Linked DNA regions of Homo sapiens: all the other regions are linked to region 2. Evidence: chromatin contacts called from ENCODE Hi-C or POLR2A ChIA-PET data. All regions are on one chromosome and are shown on one strand. Each heading gives the region's core, a stretch centred on a gene start or an enhancer-like site at or near the end of the contact. The rest is flanking DNA. Distances are from core to core; before and after follow the strand shown. Region 1 overlaps ABAT (4-aminobutyrate aminotransferase). Region 2 overlaps USP7 (ubiquitin specific peptidase 7). Region 3 has its middle 14 kb from the start of HAPSTR1.

What was found. Hi-C counts contacts between places; a loop is a spot of excess contacts on that map. ChIA-PET counts read pairs that join two places held with the same protein, here RNA polymerase II (POLR2A). Pooled maps may share reads with other maps.
Region 1: a pooled map shows a loop between it and region 2 (1.9-fold over the local background). The contact joins two enhancer-like sites. A Hi-C loop is called at or near these places in 2 of 168 maps with a recorded cell type or tissue (PC-9 and heart right ventricle), 1 of 37 single-sample maps with no recorded cell type and 8 of 50 pooled maps. POLR2A ChIA-PET finds 5 or more read pairs at or near these places in 1 of 52 experiments (Panc1).
Region 3: a map with no recorded cell type shows a loop between it and region 2 (6-fold over the local background). The contact joins two enhancer-like sites. A Hi-C loop is called at or near these places in 4 of 37 single-sample maps with no recorded cell type and 7 of 50 pooled maps. POLR2A ChIA-PET finds 5 or more read pairs at or near these places in 3 of 52 experiments (CD8-positive, alpha-beta memory T cell, activated CD4-positive, alpha-beta memory T cell and activated T-cell).

What each region holds. Positions count from the first base shown.
Region 1 is chr16:8,677,978-8,681,709 of GRCh38, forward strand. The region is part of intron 1 of ABAT (4-aminobutyrate aminotransferase); the gene reads left to right. Among named protein-coding and RNA genes, the nearest start is that of ABAT, 5.2 kb to the left of the region's middle. Within about 2 kb of position 1,379, at least 4 of the 41 ENCODE cell types and tissues checked have a DNase peak (open chromatin) inside an H3K27ac peak, as active enhancers do.
Region 2 is chr16:8,891,063-8,894,762 of GRCh38, forward strand. It overlaps USP7 (ubiquitin specific peptidase 7), which reads right to left. Exons shown (of 31, transcript NM_003470.3): 30 at 3,488-3,578; 31 at 1,035-3,042. The coding sequence ends at 2,936. Among named protein-coding and RNA genes, the nearest start is that of LITAFD, 11 kb to the left of the region's middle. RefSeq lists enhancers at 436-705, 766-915, 986-1,045, 1,096-1,325. Within about 2 kb of position 1,394, at least 11 of the 41 ENCODE cell types and tissues checked have a DNase peak (open chromatin) inside an H3K27ac peak, as active enhancers do.
Region 3 is chr16:9,075,698-9,078,987 of GRCh38, forward strand. No RefSeq gene overlaps it. Among named protein-coding and RNA genes, the nearest start is that of HAPSTR1, 14 kb to the right of the region's middle. RefSeq lists an enhancer at 1,462-1,551. Within about 2 kb of position 1,859, at least 9 of the 41 ENCODE cell types and tissues checked have a DNase peak (open chromatin) inside an H3K27ac peak, as active enhancers do.

The DNA.
Region 1 (3,732 bases), core at 129-2,628, 210 kb before region 2:
GAGCCCGGGGAGGTCGAAGCTGCAGTGAGCCATGATCACACCACTGCATTCCAGCCTGGGTGACAGAGTGAGACACTGTCTCCAAAAAAAAACAAAATAAAAACCAAAAACAGCTTCTTTCTTGCACAAGCTCCTCGTTTTGGTTTCTGTGTAATGAGGAGAAGGAGATGTGTCTAGCTGTGGAGCCTTCCAATATTAATAACAATTTTTAATTTCTCACATTTACACAAGACTTTCTTGTCTGGTTTTTGTTTTTCTCTTTAGTAGAGACAGAGTCGGGTGGTCTCTAACTCCTAGGCTTAAGCGATCCTCCCGCCTTGGCTTCCCAAAGCACTGGGGTTACAAGTGTGAGTTACAACCAAAGCGCTGGGGTTACAAGTGTGAGTTACAGGAATAAGCCACAGCACCCAACCTACACAGGACCTTATCATCTCCAAAGCACTGTTGTGTCTATGACACTGTTTCTCACTCTACAGATAAGCAAACTAAGCCTCACAAAGGTTAAAAGACTTGTCTAAGACCATCACCCGCTTCTCCACCAGGCATCAGAGAAACATCCATGCCAGAAATTGTTTGAGAAACAACTGAGTTCTGGGCCTTCTTCAGATTAGTTATCAGGGTCTTTCGAAACTTCAATGGCATGCTCTTTGGTCCAGCAATCCCACTTTGAAAAATCTCACACAGAAATGCTCACACTTGCACTGACATAACATAAAAATGTCCATGGCAGAGCTTGCAACACTGGTATGGGAAGGGATTACAGTATATGCATTCATGTGGGAGAATGAGTAGATTTTAGATGAATGAGGTGGATCCACATTCCTGACCTTGAAAGGTTCCTGAGTCATATTATTTAGTGAAAAAGATAAAGTCACAGAATCAACATAGCCAGTATGATCCTATTTTTTTTTAAATGTAAATATGCATGAACATGGATAGTTAGGGAAGTGGGGAATTAAAAGGACCTAGATAGTATGTATGTATGAGAACATATTCCTGGGGGAAGAAGAAGAAAATAAATCTCCGCCAGCTTCCCATGCATTAAAAATGAGCAAAGTGGGCTGGCCACCTTGTCTCACGTCTGCGATCCCAGCACTTTGGGAGGCTGAGGCGGCAGAATCACTTGAGCCCAGGAGTTTGAGGCTGCAGTGAGTTGTGAGTGAGCCACTGCACTCCAACCTGGGCAACAAAGGGACACTGTAAATAATTAATCATAAGATAAAAATTAAAATGAATAGAGCACAACCCACAGAGGTTGAGAGACTTGCTAACACCAGAAGTTGCCAGTGGTGAAATTCAGCTTTGAGTTTGCTGATAGTTACGGGGCCAAGAGACAGGAATCTGAGGCTCATCTCAGCAGGCCAAGCCTCCTTCCTTACTGTGGGGAAATTCCTTCTCTGAGCACCTAGAGGGATCCTGGTGTCAGACTGACCTCACCTGAATCAGGCTTCCACCCACGTGATGACCTCAGGCCAGCCACTTTAACTCTCAGTGCCTCATTTCTCTAACTTTAAAATAGCTAAAAGGCAAAGGAAAAAACATGAAAGCCAAAAAAAAAAAAAAAGGTAGAAGGAGGAGGCAATAGTAGAACCTCTCTCATTGGGCCGCTGTGAGGATTACATAAAACCATGTGTTCCGACCCCCAGTACTTAGTAGGTGCTTAATTAACACGAGCCCTGGTCTCTCCTGCCTTTTTCTCTGCTTGCCTGCTCCTTGCCAGGATGCAGAAGACAAAAGCCTCAGAAAGGACAGTGGGGGCTCCTGAGGCCCCAAGAATGCTTAGCAGGCTGAATCAGTTGTCCTCACTTCTTCACTTTGCCCTCTGATCCACCATGACCACTCTGCTGCAGGAGCTTTTAACAGAAAGCCTGGGAGAGCATTCTGAGGGGGTCTGTGCTATAGCTCTTCCTCCCTGGGGTCTAACCATCCTTGCTTTCTCTAGACACTCCACACATTAAACTGTCTTGCCCGTTGCAGGGATGGGATGGCATCATGTGGCCTCTAATTACACATCCCTTCAATAATAAGATTGACTCTCCAAGGGCAAGTTTTCCTCCTCCTTCAAAAGCTATCTCACATTGCGTCTTTTACAGGTAGTCTTCCCCGACCCTCCCCCACCTCCAGCCAGGAAAACCATTTCTCCTCCTCCCAACTCCTGTCATCCACATCCTAGACTTCCTGGGTCTGCCACATCCTATTCTTCCTGGGTCCATCACATCCTAGATTTCTTGGGTCCATCACTGTTTGCTGGATTTCTTCCCAATCCATAATTGCCTGGAAGCAGCCATCACATCCATCACATTTATTCTTGTGTCTTAAATGCATAGCACACTTCCCTATGCACACAGTAGATATTCAAGGAGCATTGACTGAATGCAGAAAAGTATTTTTTAAATTGGGGTAAAATACACATAACATGAAATTGACCATTTTCATCATTTTATTTTTATGTATTTTTTTGGGGGGCAGGGGGAATCTTGCTCTGTCACCCAGGCTGGAGTGCAGTGGTGTGATCTCGGCTTACTGCAACCTCTGCCTCCTGGGTTCAGGCAATTCTGACTCAGCCTCCCAAGTAGCTGGGATTACATGTGTGGGCCACAACCACGCCCGGCTAATTTTTTTGTATTTTTAGTAGAGACGGGGTTTCACCATGTTGGCCAGGCTGGTCTTGAACTACTGACCTCAAGTGATCCGCCTGCCTCGGCTTCCCAAAGTGCTGGGATTACTGGCATGAGCCACTGCGCCCGACCTCCATTTTTTGATTATTATCATTGGGGTCACTGTGGCAGGTGTGAAGCAATACCACATTGTGGTTTTGATTTGCATTTCCCTAATGACTGATGGCATTGAGCATCTTATGTGTTTGTTGCTTATTTGTATATTATCTTCAGAGAAATGTCTACTCAAGTTCTTTGCCCATTTTTGAATTGAGTTGTCTTTTTGTCTTTTTGTTCTTGAGCTGTAAGAGTTCTTCTTTTCTCTTTTTCTTTTTCTTTTTATTTATCTATTTTTTTTTTTGAGACAGAGTCTCACCCTGTCTGTCACCCAAGCTGGAGTGCAGTGGCATGATCATAGCTTACTGCAGCCTTGACTTCCCAAGCTCAAACAATCCTTCTGCCTCAGTCTTCCAAGTAACTGGCACAACAGGTGCCACCACACCTGGCTAATTTTTTAAAAAGCATTTTTTTGTTGTTGTTGAGATGGAGTCTCCCTATGTAGCCCAGGCTGGTTTTGAACTCCTAGGATCAAGCGATTCTCCCACCTCGGCCTCCCAAAGTGCTGGGATTACAAGTGTGAACTGCCTCGCCTGGCCCAGAGTTCTTTATATAAATAAATGTTTCTTTGTGTCACTATTTCTTCATCCACTTAAATATTTGCTCAGCTCCTGTAGGTCACACACTATCTTGTGATCCTGGGAATACCACCAGTTCCTGCCTATCAGGAACTCACAGTCTACTGCAAAGTTTCTCAGCCTCTACACTTTTTTTTTTTTTTTTGAGAGGGAGTCTTGCTCTGTTGCCCAGGCTGGAGTGCAGTGGCATGATCATGTTTACCTGGAACCTATGAATAGGACCTAATTTGGAAATAGAGACTTTGCAGAAATAGTTAGGTTGAAATGAGGTCTTTCTGCATTAGAGTGGCCCCTAATCCAATGACTGCTATCTTTTTTTTTTTTTTTTTTGAGATGGAGTCTTGCTCTGTTGCCCAGGCTGGGGTGCAGTGGTGCAATCT
Region 2 (3,700 bases), core at 144-2,643:
AGCCTAAGCCCAAACCACAAGAGAGATGTCTTACTTACACACCTCACCTTAGTAATTCAAGGAACCTTCAGGTGCTATGGCTTTGAGACGGAGTCTCCCTCACGCTGTCACCCAGGCTGGAGTGCAGTGGCACGATCTCAGCTCACTGCAACCTCTGCCTCCTGGGTTCAAGTGATTCTCTGGCCTCAGCCTCCCGAGCAGCTGGGACTGCAGGTGTCTACCACCATGCCCGGCTAATTTTTGCGTTTTCAGTAGAGACAAGGTTTCACCATGCTGGCCAAGCTGGTCTTGAACTCCTGACCTCAAGTGATCCACCGATCTCAAGCCTCCCAAAGTGCTGGGATTACAGGTGTGAGCCACCGCATCCGGCCCAGGTGCTATAGGTTTTATCGCATTTGCTTTAACTGTGAAGGTGGTTTCAGAGTTAAGACTTTAAACTACTCACAATTTCCATCCCTGGCACCATAAACATTTGCCTCACAGCAAATGAGTGATGTTATGTATGACGCCAAATGTCCTTGCCGTCTGGTGAAAGAGAAGCTGGGTCAGGGCCTCCATCAGGAAGCGATGGTGTCTAGACGTGGCTTCTCGCCCTGTCAAGGCACCCACGTTGCAGGGGACTCTGCCAGGTCCCATAGTGTCTCCCTTGGGCTTTGCTCACAGCACGAGCCACCGCGCCTGGCTGCTCTTCTCATTTTGAAACAAGACTGCTTCAGCTCGCTGCTCTTGTGTGTGAGGGCGTGGGAAGGGCCACTGTGACCGCAGGCCCTTGCTGTCACGCAGTGGTTTTCAGGGCTCCCCGCTGTGAAGACTCCGAATGCTGTCAACAGATGGCATCCACACCCCACAGAGGGAGAGGACACAATAGTCCCAGGGGTTACAGTGAGGCCGGAGAAGGGGAGTTCATTTTTCTTTCTTTAAAATTTCAGCTTGTCTCCCCAGAACCAGTTTAACAAACTCAAACTCCTGACACTGTAACTGCGAGTGAGTGGAAAAGGGAACGCGGCAGATGACGGAAACATTACAACACGTTCTTTGGAAAAAGAGTCATTTAATACCTTAAGGGAGAGTAGGAACTTTCAGTTACCTAAGACTACAGCCAACCCCCAGCCCAGAACAAAAACAAGACACCTTAATGTTTGTTCAAAGACAAACCCACAGCGAACGGCTCTCGCACCCCTGCTCTAACTCCTCTTTCTGGGGGAGGAAGGAGGGAAGGGCCAGGTCCGCGGGGACCCTCACTCCCTGCTTTCTATCACACGGGTCACAAGGCAGCTCTCAGAGCAGAAGGCACACACACTGCAGTGGAAGTTGAGAAAGGAAGTCACTCCAAGGTACACACTGGCCCAAAGACCAGGAAACCGTGCCACGGAGCTGGAAGGCAAGGCCGATGGGACGGTGCAAGGACCACGCCCACGATAGCGCCTGCCGCCCCGAAGGGCCTCGTGACACATCAGGTCACATCTCCAGTCACCTTATTTGTACACAGTTCTCTCCTGGAAAACCTTTCATTTCTTAAGAGTAAATGTGACTAGTTAGAGGCTAAAAAAAAAAAAAAAAAAAAAAAGAAACAAGAGACCCTGCCCCCGCAAAACGGAATTAGAAGGAAAAGTACATCTCAGTGAAACCTTGTTACAAATGCCAAGGTTTCCCAGGCCTGTTTCCAGGGAGAGTAGAAATCTTCCTCCACTTCCACGTAACTCACTGAATTATAATTTTTATAGAAAATTTTATTCAACATACAACATTTTCCAGCAAAAAGGCAATATACAGGAAGAGTTGGTGTACACTGCTCCCACAGAAACAACCCAAAAAATACCGGAAAAGGATGAAAAATAAGAGTGATTTGCTGATTCTATTTTACTGCACTCAAAACTAGACACGCAGCTGGCATTAGCTCCAAAATAAAAGGAAACGGGGCTGGGACCGAAATAAAACTACACACAATGAATATCAACATCAGTGAAATTCACTTGCAGACTCACCCAACAAAAAGGAACCTCCTCCCAGTGGCAAATTGTACATGTTCATTCATTAAATATACAATTCATTTTTCCTTTTTTTTTCATTTTTAACTTTTTTACAAAGTCGACAGCTTACTAACCACTAGTGAGCATGCCCTCTTGCTAAAAGGCTTTCTTGTCGTCTGTTCCACTTTAACGAAATTCTATTTATAATCCTTTCACCTGCTCGTATGAACTGTTGAGATCGTAAGTCTGCCAAGGCAGCAGAGTAAACCTTAATTGAATTTAACAATGTTCTTGATTTAATAAAAAGACCCCCACAATGTCTGTCCGGACTGTATTCAGTGCATCCACTTTGCAAAGGGGCTGCAGACAGTAGTGGCTGACGAGGTGAGACAAGTTTATTAAAAAGCCCCCAGGCAGCTGGAGGAGGAGAACCCGAGGAAGGGCCGACAATGCACACAATGAAGGGAAGAGCGCTATTTATTAGGTTGTGAGTTTCTCTGTTTTGCCTTAACAGATGCACAAAAGGTCATTGAAAGTATAACTGAAGGAAATAGGTCAGACGAGCCTAAACACAAGACTTGCTAGCTGCAGGGCTGGTGCACGGGACCCCAGGAAGGCAGCCGAGCCACTCGTGCCCACTAGGGACAGCCCAGAGACCTTGAGCCAGGGACCCCCGATCCACTAACCTCTTCTCCCCCATTGCGCTGACAGTTGCCTTGCACTGTGGTTACCATAAAATAACTCTCATTGGCATCCAAGCTTTATAAAAACATCTTCATTTTGCTCAAAAAGGGCAGTCAATAGATACAGAGAAGCCAAACTGAACAGCCTCAATAAAATAAAATTAACACCAGCAGCGAATCCTCTTGCTGAAGACTTCGGCTAGAGGGCACGTGCACCAAAGTTCTAGGCTGTTAAGGGGCCACCCACACACCGTCCTCGCCTTGAACACACCAGCTTGGAAATCAGTTATGGATTTTAATGGCCTTTTCAAGGTAAGTGTAGCGACTCCTCTTTGGGGCTTTGTTGAAGTGGTCGAGCCCTAGCCAAGGCCGAGGATGAGACATATTACCTGGTGGGGATGAAGAAAAGCAAGTGAGGCCACAGAGCAGCCCTGGAACCCCTCAGCGGGGTGGTGGCCAGTGAGGCATGCATCCCTGTGGCTCCCCAAGGGGTAAGTTCGCAGGGAAGCCAGGACCTGAGCTACACGCCCACCTGGAGCTAAGGAGGCCCACACCCTGACTGCGCCTCAGAGCCACTGCCCTCACAACCCTGAGTCTCAATCACCCTGCACACATATCCAAGCTTCTCTCCTTGAAGATCTCACAGGTTACAAAGGATGTAAGGACCTGTTAAGAACTCGTAGGTTATGGAATGCTATTGCTCCTGGTTCCACAGGTCGGCCAGTGGAGAGAGAGGAGCTGGCACTTGACCCTGGGGCTGCCCCTCCCAGCCCCAGACCACTTGTTTCTTAGTCTGAAACCCACACCAGCCCCCGGGGGGGGGAGAACCCTTACCGGGCTGTGGCTCAAAGTCTTTCAAATTTACTTCATACTCGTCTTCATTTATGTACTGGTGTCGGCCCATCATTACAATTGCAAATTTAAACTAAAAGAAAAAAAATTAAAACTCCTCCGTTATTTCTGTATATCAGCAAAACTCACATCTCTGGCAAAAAAGCCTAGGCCGCTACGCTAGGCAAGGCTTGAGCCTATGGCCCGCCAAGCCCC
Region 3 (3,290 bases), core at 609-3,108, 190 kb after region 2:
GTCTTCCTTCACTAGGGTGAAGGTCCTGGTATACTGTAGGGGAAAATGAAATAGTCGGAGAAGTGAAATAGGGGAGAGTGGAATGACAGGGTAAACCTGATGATAATAAAATCAGTGAAGTGCTGGTAAATGTTTAACAACTGACTGTGCAAAGAAAATCCCTGATTTATAGAGTAGCATTTGCCAATTTCTATGGTGTAAATACTCCCACCATGGCTGATTTCAAGCTACCTTGTGATGTCACTGAAGGAGGAGCAGAATAGAGACATGCACAGCTGCCTATCCAAGCCCATGGGAGCTGGTGCTAGCACAACAGTGGAAATACTTCTGTCAATATAAAAGACTGAAAGGTGGCTGGGGCAGTGGCTCAAGCCTGTAATCCCAGCACGTTGGGAGGCCAAGGCAGGCATATCGCCTGAGGTAGGAGTTCGAGATCAGTCTGGCCAACGTGGAGAAACCCTGTCTCTAATAAAATACAAAAATTAGCTGGGTGTCGTGGCACACACCTGTAATCCCAGCTGAGGCAGGAGAATCGCTTGAACCCGGGAGGCGGAGGTTGCAGTGAGCTGAGATCATGCCACTGCACTCCAGCCTGGGTGACACAGCAAAACTTCGTCTCAAAAAATAAAATAATAAAAGACTGGAAGGAAAACTGCTAAAATTCGAATGGAGAGCAGTGGGATTAGATACATAGTGGAAACCACCGCCGGGTGTGGTGGCCCACGACTGTAAACCCAGCACTTCGGGAGACCCAGGTGGGCAGATAGCCTGAGTGTAGGAGTTTGAGAACAACCTGGCAACATAGCAAGACCTCATCTTTACAGAAAATAAGAAATGAACCAGGCATTGTTTGCATTCCTGTGGTCCCAGCTATGCAGGAGGCTGAAGTGGGAAGATCACATGAGCACGGGAGGTCGAGGCTGCAGTGAGCTGAGATCATGCCACTGCACACCAACCTGGGTGAGACCCTCTCTTAAAAAAGAAAGAAACAAAGTGAAAAATAAGAAAGAAAAAAAAGGAAACCATTGAGTTGGGCAAGGTGACTCATGCCTGTAATCCCAGCACTTTGGGAGGCCAAGACAGGAGGATGGCTTGAGGTGGAAGTTTGAGTCCAGCCTGGGTAACATAGGGAGACCCCACATCTACAGAAAATTAAAACAAAAAATTAGCTGGGTATGGTGGCGCAAGTCTGTCATCCTAGGACTCTGGAGGCTAAGGCAGGAGGATTGCTTGACCCCAGGGGTTCAAGGCTGCAGTGAGCTATGATTGCTCCACTGCACTACAGCCTGGGTGACACAGTGAGACCCTGTCTCAAAAATAAACAAATAAATTAAATTAATTAATTAATTAATGCAGACTCCCAGACCTCCAGAACCAAAGTCTGTATTTGAATACGAGAGCCTGTGTTACTGCTATTTTTGTACACCGGTTGTGGTCAGAGAGTGTAGCTCTATCATATAGATGTCTTGGCTCGTCAAGAAGCTGGTCCTCATGTGATACCTGGGTTGGCCCATGAATCTGAGTCTTTTTGTTTTCAGAGCCATGCCACTTTTAGAACACAGTTTCAGGAAAATTGGGGAACTGTTTAGTCATCAGAAGCAAGAGACCTGAGACACAGTCTATAGGTGGCACCTTCCTCCATGGCACTGTCATCGTGCTGAATGAAGCACATCTCCAGCCCAGGGTCTGCCTCCAATCCAGGCTCAGAGAACCACCCACAGAGTGGCCACAAGTCGGGCAAGGCCACAGGCAGTCTTTCTGAAAATGCATTTAATTGCCTGTGATTCAGCCCTCAGATAGCAGAGTCAGGATGAGCGATCACATTCTTATCCTGAGTACTATCTGATAACCGGCAGCAACTTGCAGCTACTGTTCTAGGCTGAGGACCAGCTTCAGAAGGGACACGAGGCTGTAATGGAGAAAAGGTGCATAAACACAGTGGGTAAAAGCAAGATGAAAGTAAAAATGAGGAACAACCGCAGATCTCAAACTACAAAACATCACATGTATTGAGAAATCTGCAAATTGCCAAGAGCTTGTCGGTTAATAGAGTTAAACTACGTAAAATACTTAAAGAGATTTATCTGAGCCAAATATGAGTGACCATGACCCATAACAGCCCTTAGGAGGTCATGAGAACATGTGCCCAAGGTGGTTGGGCTGCAGCTTGGTTTTATATATTTTAGGGAGGAATGAAACATCCATCAAATACATTTAAGGAATACATTGAGTTGTTCCAGAAAGGTGGGACAATTTGAAGTTGGGGGGGGAGGGGCTTTCAGGCTATAGGTAAATTTAAACATTTTCTGGTTGACAACTGGTTGAGTTTTTGTCTAAGGACTTGGTATCAATAGAAAGGAAATGTTCAGCTTAAGATAAAAGATTGTGGGCTGGGCACGGTGGCTCACGCCTGTAATCCCAGCACTTTGGGAGGCTGCGGCAGGCAGATAACCTGAGGTCAAGAGTTTGAGACCAGTCTGGCCAACATGGTGAAACCCCATCTCTACTAAAAATACAAAAATTAGCCAGGCATGGTTGTGTGCGCCTGTACTCCCAGCTACTTGGAAGACTGAGGAGGGAGAATCGCTTGAACCCGGGAGGCGGAGGTTGCAGTGAGCCGAGATCGAGCCACTGCACTCCAGCCTGGGCAACAAAGTAAGACTCCACCTCAAAGGAAAAAATAAAATAAAATAAAATAAAAACAGATCGTGGAGACCAAGGTTCTTTTCAAGTCTCATAGCAGCTGCCCTTAGAAACAATAGATGACACACGTTTCCTTTTCAGAAACTTTAAAAGGTGCTAGACTCTCACTTACTCTATTCAGAATTGGAGGGGCCTGGAAGGAAAACGTCTAGCTATGTTAATAGGGATTCTTTACAGATGTGAATTTTCCCTCAACAAAGGACTGGTTGCAGGGCCATTTCAAAATGTTACAAAGAAACATGTTTTGGGGGTAAAATATTTTGATTTTCTTCCTTGCATCCTCATGTTATGCCAGAGTCAGGCTGAAAAGTAAGTCAAGACATATATAGGGTTAAATAAAACCCATCTGATGAGAATTTACGGTTTGTAGGGCATGACTCCCCAGACCCCTTAGATAGGAATTTGGGCAAGATAAAAAAAAAATCAGAATTTAGTTCTCAAGCTTTACATATTATAAGGATGAATAAATTGTGTTTAGTTCGTACAGAGACATGACCACAGTTGCTTATATAAACTAGAGGTTTATTTTTCTCTACTTAAAAAAGTCTGGAATTAGGTAGTCCAGGGATGTTGACAAATTCATCACG